Regions from separate parts of the Mus musculus genome. Here all the other regions are linked to region 1. A link is a loop called in an ENCODE intact Hi-C map of the cell type or tissue named here. Cell type or tissue: gastrocnemius. All regions are shown on one strand. Region 1 holds the start of Nubp1 (nucleotide binding protein 1). Region 2 overlaps Ciita (class II transactivator). Region 3 overlaps Dexi (dexamethasone-induced transcript). Region 4 overlaps Dexi (dexamethasone-induced transcript).

Region 1 (2,500 bases):
TGCAGTAGCACATGCCCTCCGAGGAGAGAGTGGGGTGTTCAAAGCCCAGCTCCTCAACAGAACCCAGGAGGCATCTGCTAACATCTGCAGAAATTCTCTGGATGCCACAGGAGGGACTACTACTGGCATCTCGGATGATGGATGCTAAGTGTCTTAAGCACAGGTTAGGCCCAGTACAAGGGATGATCAACTCCAATGTCCCCAGGGCTGCAGATGGGAAACTCACAGGCTCTCAGAAGCAACCATCCCAGCAACGTACTGGGTTTCCAATGTCACGTCTTGTTTCAAATCTTTACAGACTACACTGTGGGGAGACTGGTCTTCACCATGAGGGCATTCTTGCTCAAGATCAGTTTTCAGGAGACTCAACAACCAAACCCAGCCTCTCTCTGAAAAGCCTTCCTTCCAGCTAGGCTTTCAGTCCTCCTCGCCCTGGAGATGGCCCCTCACAGTGCTGATCCCTGGTGAGTTTAACGTGCCTGCTCCTGCTTCCTCCCCACTTTGCTCTCAGTCCCCCATCTGTCTCTCCACTGAGATAATGAACATTCATGTCTGCTGAAAGATAGACTCCTTAACAGGAGGGTCCTTCTCTCTGCCACAGAGAGAGCAGAGCCTCTGTGACCTGTGATGGACATGTGCCAGGACTCAGGCCTGAAAGATCTCAGTATTTTTCCATTCTCCTCTCTGTGCTTGGCCTTGTGGATACTGAGGTAGCGGTTATTACTTAAGCCCTGTACCTGCCCGACATCACTTTTATCTATTCTATCCTTCTTTGAGGTCCTATTTACTGATTTTTTTTTTTTTTTTAATAAAGACAGGGTCTCATCTAAGCCCGGGGTTAGCCTCTTAAATGCTGAGATTACAAACATGTGCCAACACACTCGACCTAATGTTCGTTCGTTCATTCATTCATTCATTCACTGATTCATTCATTCACTCATACAGGGTCTCATCCTGTAGTCCAGGCTGGCTTTTAACTTGTAGCCATCCTCCTGCTTCTGCCCCTCAAGTTCCGGGGGAACAAGCCTGTGCCGCCAAGCTTATTTTAATGCCCCCTTCGGTTCCCTGTCTACCGCAGATCAGACTAAACCTCCATTTCCATCACTGTTTTTCCGCTATTTGATTTTTAAAACCTCCCTCTCGCTCAAGCTCCGCCTTCTACGCCCTCCCCCCAACCAATTAGAATACTGCCCACTAGCCGCTGCCATTCACCCTCAAGTCCCGCCCCTTCCACTTCCTGATCTGCCCGCCGCTTCCTCACCGGGATCCGGAGCAGCGCCGGCTCCGGATGCGCACAGCCTCTGGTTGGGGCATCCCTGGCACGAGGCTCCTCGGCCGGCCTGGGCGCTGTCGGCCCCGGGGCAGCCTGCGGGAAGACGAAGGCACAGTCAGAGTGGTTCGGTCCCAGCGGGACCACCCACACGTCCTGCGATAGCTCACCGTGGGGCGCCTCCTCCATGCTGCCGCTCTTGCCCGGGCTGCGCTCGCCGGAACCTCAGGGGCGTGTTTCCGCCTCGCAGGTCCAATCTGACCCCCCGGCCGCGGGAACTGTCTCGCCAGACCAGGACTGCGCACGCGCAAAACCGTGTGTGCAGTGGGTGGGATTCCTATGCCTCTTCCCGCTAAAACAGGGCGAGACTCAGAAATATATGATACCTGAGCAAATGAAGTGGCTCTAACGATTAAAGATTCTGTTGAGCCAGCCTGTATCCAAATCCCAGAACTCATAGGGAAAGCGAGGATGGACTCTTACACATAATGCAGGTTTTTGATTCTGTTTTTGTTTTTGTTGTTGTTTTGTTTTTTTAAGTATGGTTTTTGTCGCCAACGAACGTTATTCTCCGTGGCCTCAGTGTTGATGCAGTACTACTAATAAAAGTACAATCAATGTCAATATTTACTCAGTTTCAAATAATCTGCCCTACCCTAGATTCTGTTACAGGCTGGGATTGTGGCTCAATTGGTAGAGTGCTTGATCTATCATGCATGAGGTCCTATATTTAGTCCCCAGCACTGAAACAATACAGATCCAACAAAACACTTTGTCCGTCCCTCTCTATTTCTTCTCTGTTCTCCTCTCCTCTCTTCTGCTCAAGCTGATCTTGAATTAATGATTTTCTTGCCATGTTTGGCTAAGAGGGGAGACTTTATAAAGGGGTGTAGCTCAGTGGTAGAGTACCTGTCCAGCAAGTGAAAAGCCATAAATTCAATCGCCAGCAGTGTAAGTTCTCATTTGATCCTCCTGCCTCCGTCTTTCAGTTGCTGGGATTACAATGTGCACCACCAGCATTCCTGGGCTGACACCCCCGCCCTCTTAAAATTGCTGTGCTATTTAGAAAAATACTTTGTTTTGTGTTTTGTTGCTTCCCCTCAGATCTGTTCAGTGAAACCTCTTCAAACCCACTCCTGTGCCCCCACTGGGAGCTTTCCCTAGCTTTCTCTCACTTCTGCAGGTCCCCACTGTCCTTGCTGCTACCATTTCTCCTGTATGTGTCTGTGA
Region 2 (2,500 bases), 110 kb before region 1:
AGAAGGGAGGGGAGAGGGGAAAAGGAGAGGGAAAGAGAGAGGGGGTAGGAAAGAGAGAAGAGAGGAAAGAAAGAAGGGGGAAAGAGGGGAAAGACTGGGGGAGGGGAGAGAAGGAAAAGGAGAGGGAGGGGAGGGGGAGAGGGAGGGGAGGGGGAGAGGGAGAGGGAGAGAGGTCTTTCTCAGCCCAAAGCATGGAAATTATAAGGGGAGGAGCTTCCCAGGTTCAAAGACGTGCCTCTTCCTATCCAGTCTACTTCCTACCCACACGGCTGCTCATTTGTAGAACTGGTAGGAGGGGGTCACTGTAGGGAGAGCAGGTAGGCTCTTGGTTTATGCTGTGGGCTATGCATCATTCAGGTCTCACAGTGTGACACAGAAACTGCTCAGGGCCAAATGAGCTACCACAGAAGGTGAGTTGGGTTGGCCACAGGAAGAAGAAAACCTGGAAACTCTGGGGACTTTGTAGTTGGAATGAATGTATTCAATATTATGAAATAGCAGTAAGCCATTTAAGTCCAGTAAGACCTACTATCATCGTCTGGTCACTGCAGGTACCGTGTGTGTGTTTGCCATATAGGTGTATATGCAGACAACACACACACACATACATACACACACATGTACACACACACATACACACACAGTATTTTTTTAAAATGTAAAAGGGAAAAGCAGGCTGAGCACAGCACTCAGTACTCTCTGCTTCCCGGCTGCAGATGCAATGGGACCGGTCGCCTTCACATTCCTGCCACATGCCCTCCCACCATCATGGGCTGCACCTCACACTGTGAACCCAAAGAACCCCTCCCTCCCTCCCTCCCTCCCTCCCTCCCTCCCTCCCTCCCTCCCTCCCTCCCTCCCTCCCTCCCTCCTTCCTTCCTTCCTTCCTTCCTTCCTTCCTTCCTCCCTTCCTTAGGTTGTCTTTGTTTGGTATCTGGTCTCAGCAACAATAGTAGTTAGTATGCCTTCCTGGCCCACAGGCACCTGCCCGTATGACCTAGACTTTCCTGACCTCCAACCCCCGACCCCCAAGACACCCATGTTAGGGAATCCTATACACTTAGCACAACCTAGTTTAGGTAACGAGTACACACATTATGAATTTTGCAGGGCACAAAGAGGACCTGCTTGGAAGGCTGTAGGAGTGGCTGCCTCAGTAGAGGTGCATAGCAGACACCTCTCCTAGACTTGGGGAAGGAAATCCTTTCCTATATGGCTAGCCAAGAGCTGCTACTGCTGAGCTGAATGGCTGGGGCTCTGGGCCAAATTCAGTTCCCTCTCAGGCCCCTTAGTACCAAAGACTTGCTGAAAGGAATTTAGAAGTTGGAGCTGCTACACCAAGGTCTTCCAGAAGGTGGCAGTGTGAGAACTAGCTGGAATAGTGGTGGACAGCCCAGAAGCCAGCACTGCAGGGCTTTCCAGTGGGCTCTTCCTTGGGTAAAGGGCAACCATCTACTACTGCTCACTAGGGATAGCGCTGGAGTATGACACATGATCCATTGACATGGTTCATATTTTACAGATGAAGAAATAGAGACTTGGAACTAGTAAGCGACTTGCCCCAAGGCTGTGGTGATGTGCCACAAAGAGCAGCAAAAGGGGGTCCTATACCCCCCTCACCCCTACCTCCCCCCAGCCCCACCCCACCCCCATCTCCCCAGCCCATTCAGTGGGGGGTACCTCACTCACCTCAGCCTTAGGAGGGACTTGGCTAGGGCTGGCAGAGCTTCTGCAAGCTTGCAGGCACCCACATCAGTGATGTTGTTTTGGGACAAGCTAAGGAGACACAGGGAGGAGAAGGTCCAGGACCTAAGTGGAAGGCTCTCCCTTCCTCACCGGCTGGAAACTCGCTGCTTCACAGGGGACTGTAGCCACACAGCCATGATAGCCAGCCCTGGGAAGGGTCATGGGTAATGAGGATGAACCTACAGAAACCACTCACCAATATGAAGGGTTTGTTACAGAGAGAGTGGGCTGGCAGGGGAGGGGAGAGGTGGGAGCAGAGAGAGAGGTCCTCTCCTCCACCTGCTGTCTAATTTGATAGTGCCTTTTCCCCTAGGGCTATCTTCCAGCTCTACATACAGTAGGTACTTAATAAATGCTCATGTGTCCGGGAATAGAAAGGAAGGAAGGGGGAGGGAGGGAGGGAGGGAGGGAGGGAGGGAGGGAGGAGCTGTGTGAGGGAGGACTGAGAGGAGGGGGCGCCATGATCAGGATGTAAAGTAAATAAACAAATTAATATTTTTTTAAAAAAGGTCAGAAGGAGAGTGGAGAAGGGAGGGAAATCTATCTTGTGGTATACCTGGACCATTGTAAATTATAGAGACATTACACATCAGGAAATGTACACATGAATCCTTGGGTATTTTCAGGCTTCTTAACCTTGTTTATAAGATGGAGTGTTGACAGATTTTTTAAAAAATGGTTTATTTGTTTTGTTGTGGGAATTGAACCTAGGGCCTTGTGTGTCCTAGATAAGTGCTTTATCATCACTATGTTC
Region 3 (2,500 bases), 120 kb before region 1:
TTCTAGAAGGCTGTCTAGAAGAGAAGCACTAAGTCCGTGCCCCGAGAAGGCTGCTTTCTGCTCCCCACCGACCACCTTCACCTTCTTTCTTTTATTACATTTATTTATGTATGCAAGGGTGGGCATGGGTATGCCATGGTACACATGTAGATATCAGAGAGAAACTTGTAAAAGTTGGTTTCTTTCCTTCTACTGTGTGGATCCTGGGATCAAACTAAGGAAGTCAGGCTTGGCAGCAAGTACCTATATCAGCTAAGCCGCATTGATGGCCCCTGAATTGTTTTTTACATAATTTCCTTTAAATCAACTTTTAAAAAAATTATTTATTTTATGCATCCTATGTGAGTCCATGTGCATGTAGGGGACCGTGGAGGTCAGATGAGGCCGTTGGAGTCCCTAGAACTGGAGTTATAGGTAATTCGAAACCACCATGTGGGTGCTGGGAACAGAACCTGGGTCCCCTGCAAGAGCAGTGGATGCTCTTAGCCACTGAACATATCTTCAGTTCTTAAATCGGCTTTTAAGATGGAAAAAAAAGCTTTAAAGGAGAGGAACTTGAGTAAACAGGCACCTGGCATCATTGGCTGTCACTAACAGACTTGGCAAATGAGTTGGAAATCAGCAGCACCTACTGAAACCTAGGTCAAGGTGCGGGCACAGGGACAGGGCTCCTAGGTCAAAAGGCTCAGTCAGACCAGCAGCTGCTGGGCCACTTGTGTAGTCAGAGGACTGGCAGGAAATGAGGCCTCCTTGGTGATTCCTACCCCATCCCTACCCTGGGCTGGGGCATCTCTGCAGTAGGCACCCCGGAGGGGGAATCTCAGTAAATTATTCTGCTGCAGGCTTCTGAACATGAAGGCTTTCAAGACTTCCCTGTCTCCCCCAAGGTTCGTTGGAAGAGCAGCCACAAGTAGGCTCTGGTGTGATGGGACAAGAGTCTCAGAAAGCCTTTCTGGAAGCCCCAATGTAGCTACAGCCCCTACTTCCCACAGGTTCTCTGGGCAGGCAGGAGGGGACAAAAGGGTGGATGGAGGACCCTGTCTGGTGGTAGGGGGTGGGGGGAATTGTCAGTGGGAACCAGAGAAGGTTCCTGACATGGTAGAGTGTATTCCCAGTTGGCCTTCAGCAGATAAGTCTGATAGACGATGGGAGAAATTTCAGCATATAGCTCCAACCACTCCATGCTCAGAACTACAGGAGATGGCTATGCCTATTCTCCCCGTGGGGTGCCTTTCCTGTGCAGCCCAGCCCTGTGTGGATCTCCAGCGGTGCTCACACCACGTCCCATCTTTGGGAGGGTTGCTTCAAGCTAAAGTTGCTCACAACTTGGCACAGTGCCTGACCCCTGTCTTCTAGCTTGGGGCCCAGCATGTAAAACATTGACGTGCAAAATGGGCACAGGAACTGGTGGTACACAGCACTTGTTCTGTTTGTGGAAACAGGTTCATACTAGATGGTCCAGCTTGTCCTCAAACTCAGTCTTACCCTATAGCCCAGGCTGGCCTCTAACCTGCTATTCTCTGACCCTAGCTTCCTAGTGCTGGAAACACAGGGCCAGGGCACCATGGCTAGGCAGCTTTCAGTACTTGTGAGCTGAGCACCTTTCAGTGAGTAACTTGTGCTTTCTGAGCTTTGATGTCTTTATCTGTCCAACAGACATAACAGCATCAACTCACGGGCTGGTAAGGAGGGTGAAGATATCCACGACCCCTTGGGTTTCTTTGGGAGGAGATCTCAGAAACTCCATGTGGATGGAGAGTGGGAAGTGAGGCCAGCAAGATAGACCAGGTGGGCACTAAGCAGACTACCACTATAATCTGGGGCTCAGTCCTGCTCAGAAGCCCCAGGAGCCGGAATGGGGTGCTTTGATGTCACCCCAGGTACCAGTGAGGGGGCTGGGGCGTTGGTACACTACCTTCCCGGCAGTCACTGGTGGGAAGCAGCTTACTGTGGAACTCTTTAACTCTCTTGTTCTCATAGCTGGGGGCCAGTCATGCTCTGGAAAACGGACAGAGGTCTCAGGATCACGGTACTCAGGGCTGGGGAAGGCAGGCAGAAGGAAGAGTCATGTTGCACGACAAGAGCACCGGGTGCAGTGGCAACCCTGATTGTGATTGTCCCCATTTGTTGCCAGTGCAGTGCCAGCCCTGCCTGCAGTACTTGTGCAACTGCAGGCAACTCACCCTGCTTTTCTAAGCCTTTGTTTTGCAACCTGTAAAATGTGAAGAGGCACAGTTCCTGGTGGAAATGGTCATGCCTGCTTAGTGACTCTTGGAAATAGGTGGGGACAGTTTTAACAGCCACGGTTGCCTGGAGGTGCTGCCAGCTTTTGCTGGTTGGGGGCCAGAGCTACTGCTAAATCTTTGATGCCGATGATCACCCCACACACACCCCTGCATGTCATGCAGCAGGACACACTGCACATCTCACGTCTCAGGGTGCTCAGTGGTGTTTGGAGAGGGAAGAGTCTGAGGTGGGCTAAAAGGAGGGGGACCTGGGT
Region 4 (2,500 bases), 130 kb before region 1:
CGTCTTCGATGGATATTTGGAATAATGTCGTGATTACTGTTCCCCACTTGCCTTCCACCATCCGCAACTCTTGGCCTGGACCAGCCGCCCGTACCATGCCGCTGCCACTGGTTGGGGGCACCATCTGGACAGGGATGGGACCCCAGGAAGAGGCCCGTAAGTGCCCTTGAGATGGGGGTGTATTTCGGGGAGAGAGAAGGTAGTGTCCTCAGGGCAGACTAACCTCCTTCCTCTAAGCCTCTGATTTCTCTGGCCACCTCCTCTGGATCTAACTCAGATGCTAGGAATAGTAGTGTTTGAAGAGATTTCCCCCAAAGAAATGAACATTTGGAGTAATCATGCAGTTTACCCCATGGCTTGGGTAAAAGCTTTGTACCCAAAACCTTTTGAGGTGGAGCTGTCAGCTCCTCCCCCAAGTCTTAGCCTGTCTTGTTGGTGACCTTGGGGTTTGGGGGGATGCTTACTTGTCCTGAAAGCATAGACTGGTGTCAAAAGAGGCACTGGTCACTTTTGTTCTGCGGCCTCTTGAGGGACCAGTTAAACTGAGGGGCTTCAGGCCAAGCCTGGGAGAATGGAAACCTTCAGCAAACAACACTGCCGCACTTCCTTTTGGCAGTGTTTCTGCTGCTGTATTTGGAGTCAGGTTTCAGAGATCCTGGGTTGTTGGTACTGCAGCTCAGAACCGCAGAGGCTGTCAGTTTCTTAGGCTGCCGCTCTGGGACAGGTAGGCAGTTCTGAGCTGGTGCTGGCTTTGTCTGCAGTATTTGCAAGGCCTCTCAGCACCCTAGGGTCAGCAGAAGGAACCACGGGGTGGTCGTACTGAAGACGTGCCTTTGGGCTTCTGCCAAGAAGTTTTGTTATATGTTAGAAAAGATAAAGTGAATCCAAGACTGGCTGAAGTCTCCCAACAAGGGAAAGGGAACAGCTGGCCTGTATGAGAGAACGTTTGTGCCAGGCAAGCTGTTGGGTCCGTTGAGGTGTCACGGGGCGGGCCTAGCCCTATAGCTGGGGAATGCTGGGGTTTGGCAGGTCATAGAGCCCAAGTGGCAATGAGGAGGCACGTGGAGCTGGTGGGTGGGGGCTCCTTTTAGATAACAGATACTGATGTCACCCCAAGGAAGCATTCACGCCTCCTCTCCCGTGTTACCTGATTGCCAACATTGCCATAAGTGGGTGTCTTAGATTGGGGTACTGTGCCAGAAAACCATGGCTCAAACAACAAGCATTTCATCCTCATAGTTTTCTAAAGGGCACTAATCCCACTAGAGGGCTCCACCCTTGTGACCTAATCACCCCTAACACCATCACTGCAGGAACAGGCTTTCAACAGTGGAATTGGGGACACATCGTCTGTCTGTTGTGGAAATAATGCATGGTAAGAGGGAAATTCTTGGGAACAAGGCGTGATATCTTTGAAGGAGTCTTTAGTAAGTCTAGTGGTATCCACACAGGTGCCAAGTTCGAGGCAGGGCATGCACCAGCTCTTCACGTTCCTGCCAGCCCGACATCCACTCTTTCATTGAACAGATACCTATTTGTTGAGTTCTCGGTGAGCAAAGGCAGATGGAACCTGGCATGCAGGCCTTCCAGGAGGAACACACGTGGGTACCTAGAAACCTAGTGAGGAATGGGAAGTTTAGAGGCTGTATTGATGCGTTCGCTACTGTTTGTCCAGCAACCGGCCTCTGGCAGATGGTCTGTACGAAATGACCATGAGAGGAGAATAGGCACAGGCTGCTCTAACTAGAGAGTGGGAGAAGGTCTCTCTGAAGGGATGGCAGATATGAGCTGAGGCCAGAATTGATAGAAGGAGCCAGACAGATACCTCTGGAGCAAAGCAGTCTGGGTTGAGGGATTTGTCAGTACCCATACCTCGGGCTGGGAAAGGCATGGCTCATTCAGCAGCCGAAGGGAGGCTGGAGATAGGACTTGGAAAAGAGGTCAGTGGCGGACCATAGATGACATAGCCAAAAGCAGTTAGCATCCAGTGATGGTCCCAGGCAGGGCATGACACAGTCCAGCTCATGTTCTGTCAGATGACTGGCAGCCGTGAACAGAATGGGCTAAATAAAAGGGTAGGAGGAGGGAGGCCAGTGAGGATGTTGTTAGTTGTCTAGCCAGAGGTGACAGGTGACTGGACAAGGCCACACTGGGAACACCTAACAGAGATAGAATCCCTGGGACCCATTCAGAACCTGTGTAGAGACCACAGACCAGTCCTGCTTCTAAGCCTTCTGAATGTTCTCACGTAGTCATACAACAAGCACTGTCCCTCCTTCTTCTCACAGCGTCTAGGTTCGGCCCCTGTGATCCCATGTTACATTTCTGTCTTTGAGCCAAGTAGACTCTCAGGCAGTATAACTTGGTGAAAATGTCTTATTTTATCTTCTTACCATATCAGCAGAAACATTCCTGCTTCCAACTGAAAACATTGGCATATTCTAAGCTCAAAACCAGAGCCCAAATGCTTTGACATGCTGTACAACAACTGCTGTGTGAG

Evidence for each region. Peaks named below come from ENCODE experiments on the same cell type or tissue, not always from the same donor. Only the 100,000 strongest peaks of a DNase experiment are listed, where the experiment ranks them.
Region 2: a loop joins it to region 1, with 4 times the contacts of the local background. A loop is called at or near these places in 38 of 42 quality-filtered maps.
Region 3: a loop joins it to region 1, with 4 times the contacts of the local background. A loop is called at or near these places in 22 of 42 quality-filtered maps.
Region 4: it touches region 1 in a loop (3-fold over the local background); 5 of 42 quality-filtered maps call a loop at or near these places.

The regions. Positions count from the first base shown.
Region 1 is chr16:10,410,936-10,413,435 of GRCm38, reverse strand. It overlaps Nubp1 (nucleotide binding protein 1), which reads right to left and starts at 1,498. Exons shown (of 11, transcript NM_011955.2): 1 at 1,441-1,498; 2 at 1,262-1,366. The coding sequence starts at 1,459. In gastrocnemius, no CTCF peak of the experiment used is centred here; DNase peaks (open chromatin) are centred at 606, 1,263 and 1,512; H3K4me3 peaks cover 1,480 bases; H3K27ac peaks cover 1,037 bases.
Region 2 is chr16:10,520,244-10,522,743 of GRCm38, reverse strand. It overlaps Ciita (class II transactivator), which reads right to left. Exons shown (of 19, transcript NM_001302618.1): 15 at 1,690-1,776. Among named protein-coding and RNA genes, the nearest start is that of Dexi, 22 kb to the left of the region's middle. In gastrocnemius, a CTCF peak has its summit at 1,353 (motif pointing right); a DNase peak (open chromatin) is centred at 1,343.
Region 3 is chr16:10,532,092-10,534,591 of GRCm38, reverse strand. The region is part of intron 1 of Dexi (dexamethasone-induced transcript); the gene reads left to right. Among named protein-coding and RNA genes, the nearest start is that of Dexi, 9.7 kb to the left of the region's middle. In gastrocnemius, no CTCF peak of the experiment used is centred here; a DNase peak (open chromatin) is centred at 1,283; H3K27ac peaks cover 320 bases.
Region 4 is chr16:10,539,928-10,542,427 of GRCm38, reverse strand. Dexi (dexamethasone-induced transcript) reads left to right here. Exons shown (of 2, transcript NM_021428.4): 1 at 1-156. The coding sequence ends at 25. Among named protein-coding and RNA genes, the nearest start is that of Dexi, 1.9 kb to the left of the region's middle. In gastrocnemius, a CTCF peak has its summit at 1,295 (motif pointing right); DNase peaks (open chromatin) are centred at 538, 838 and 1,475; H3K4me3 peaks cover 2,114 bases; H3K27ac peaks cover 1,969 bases.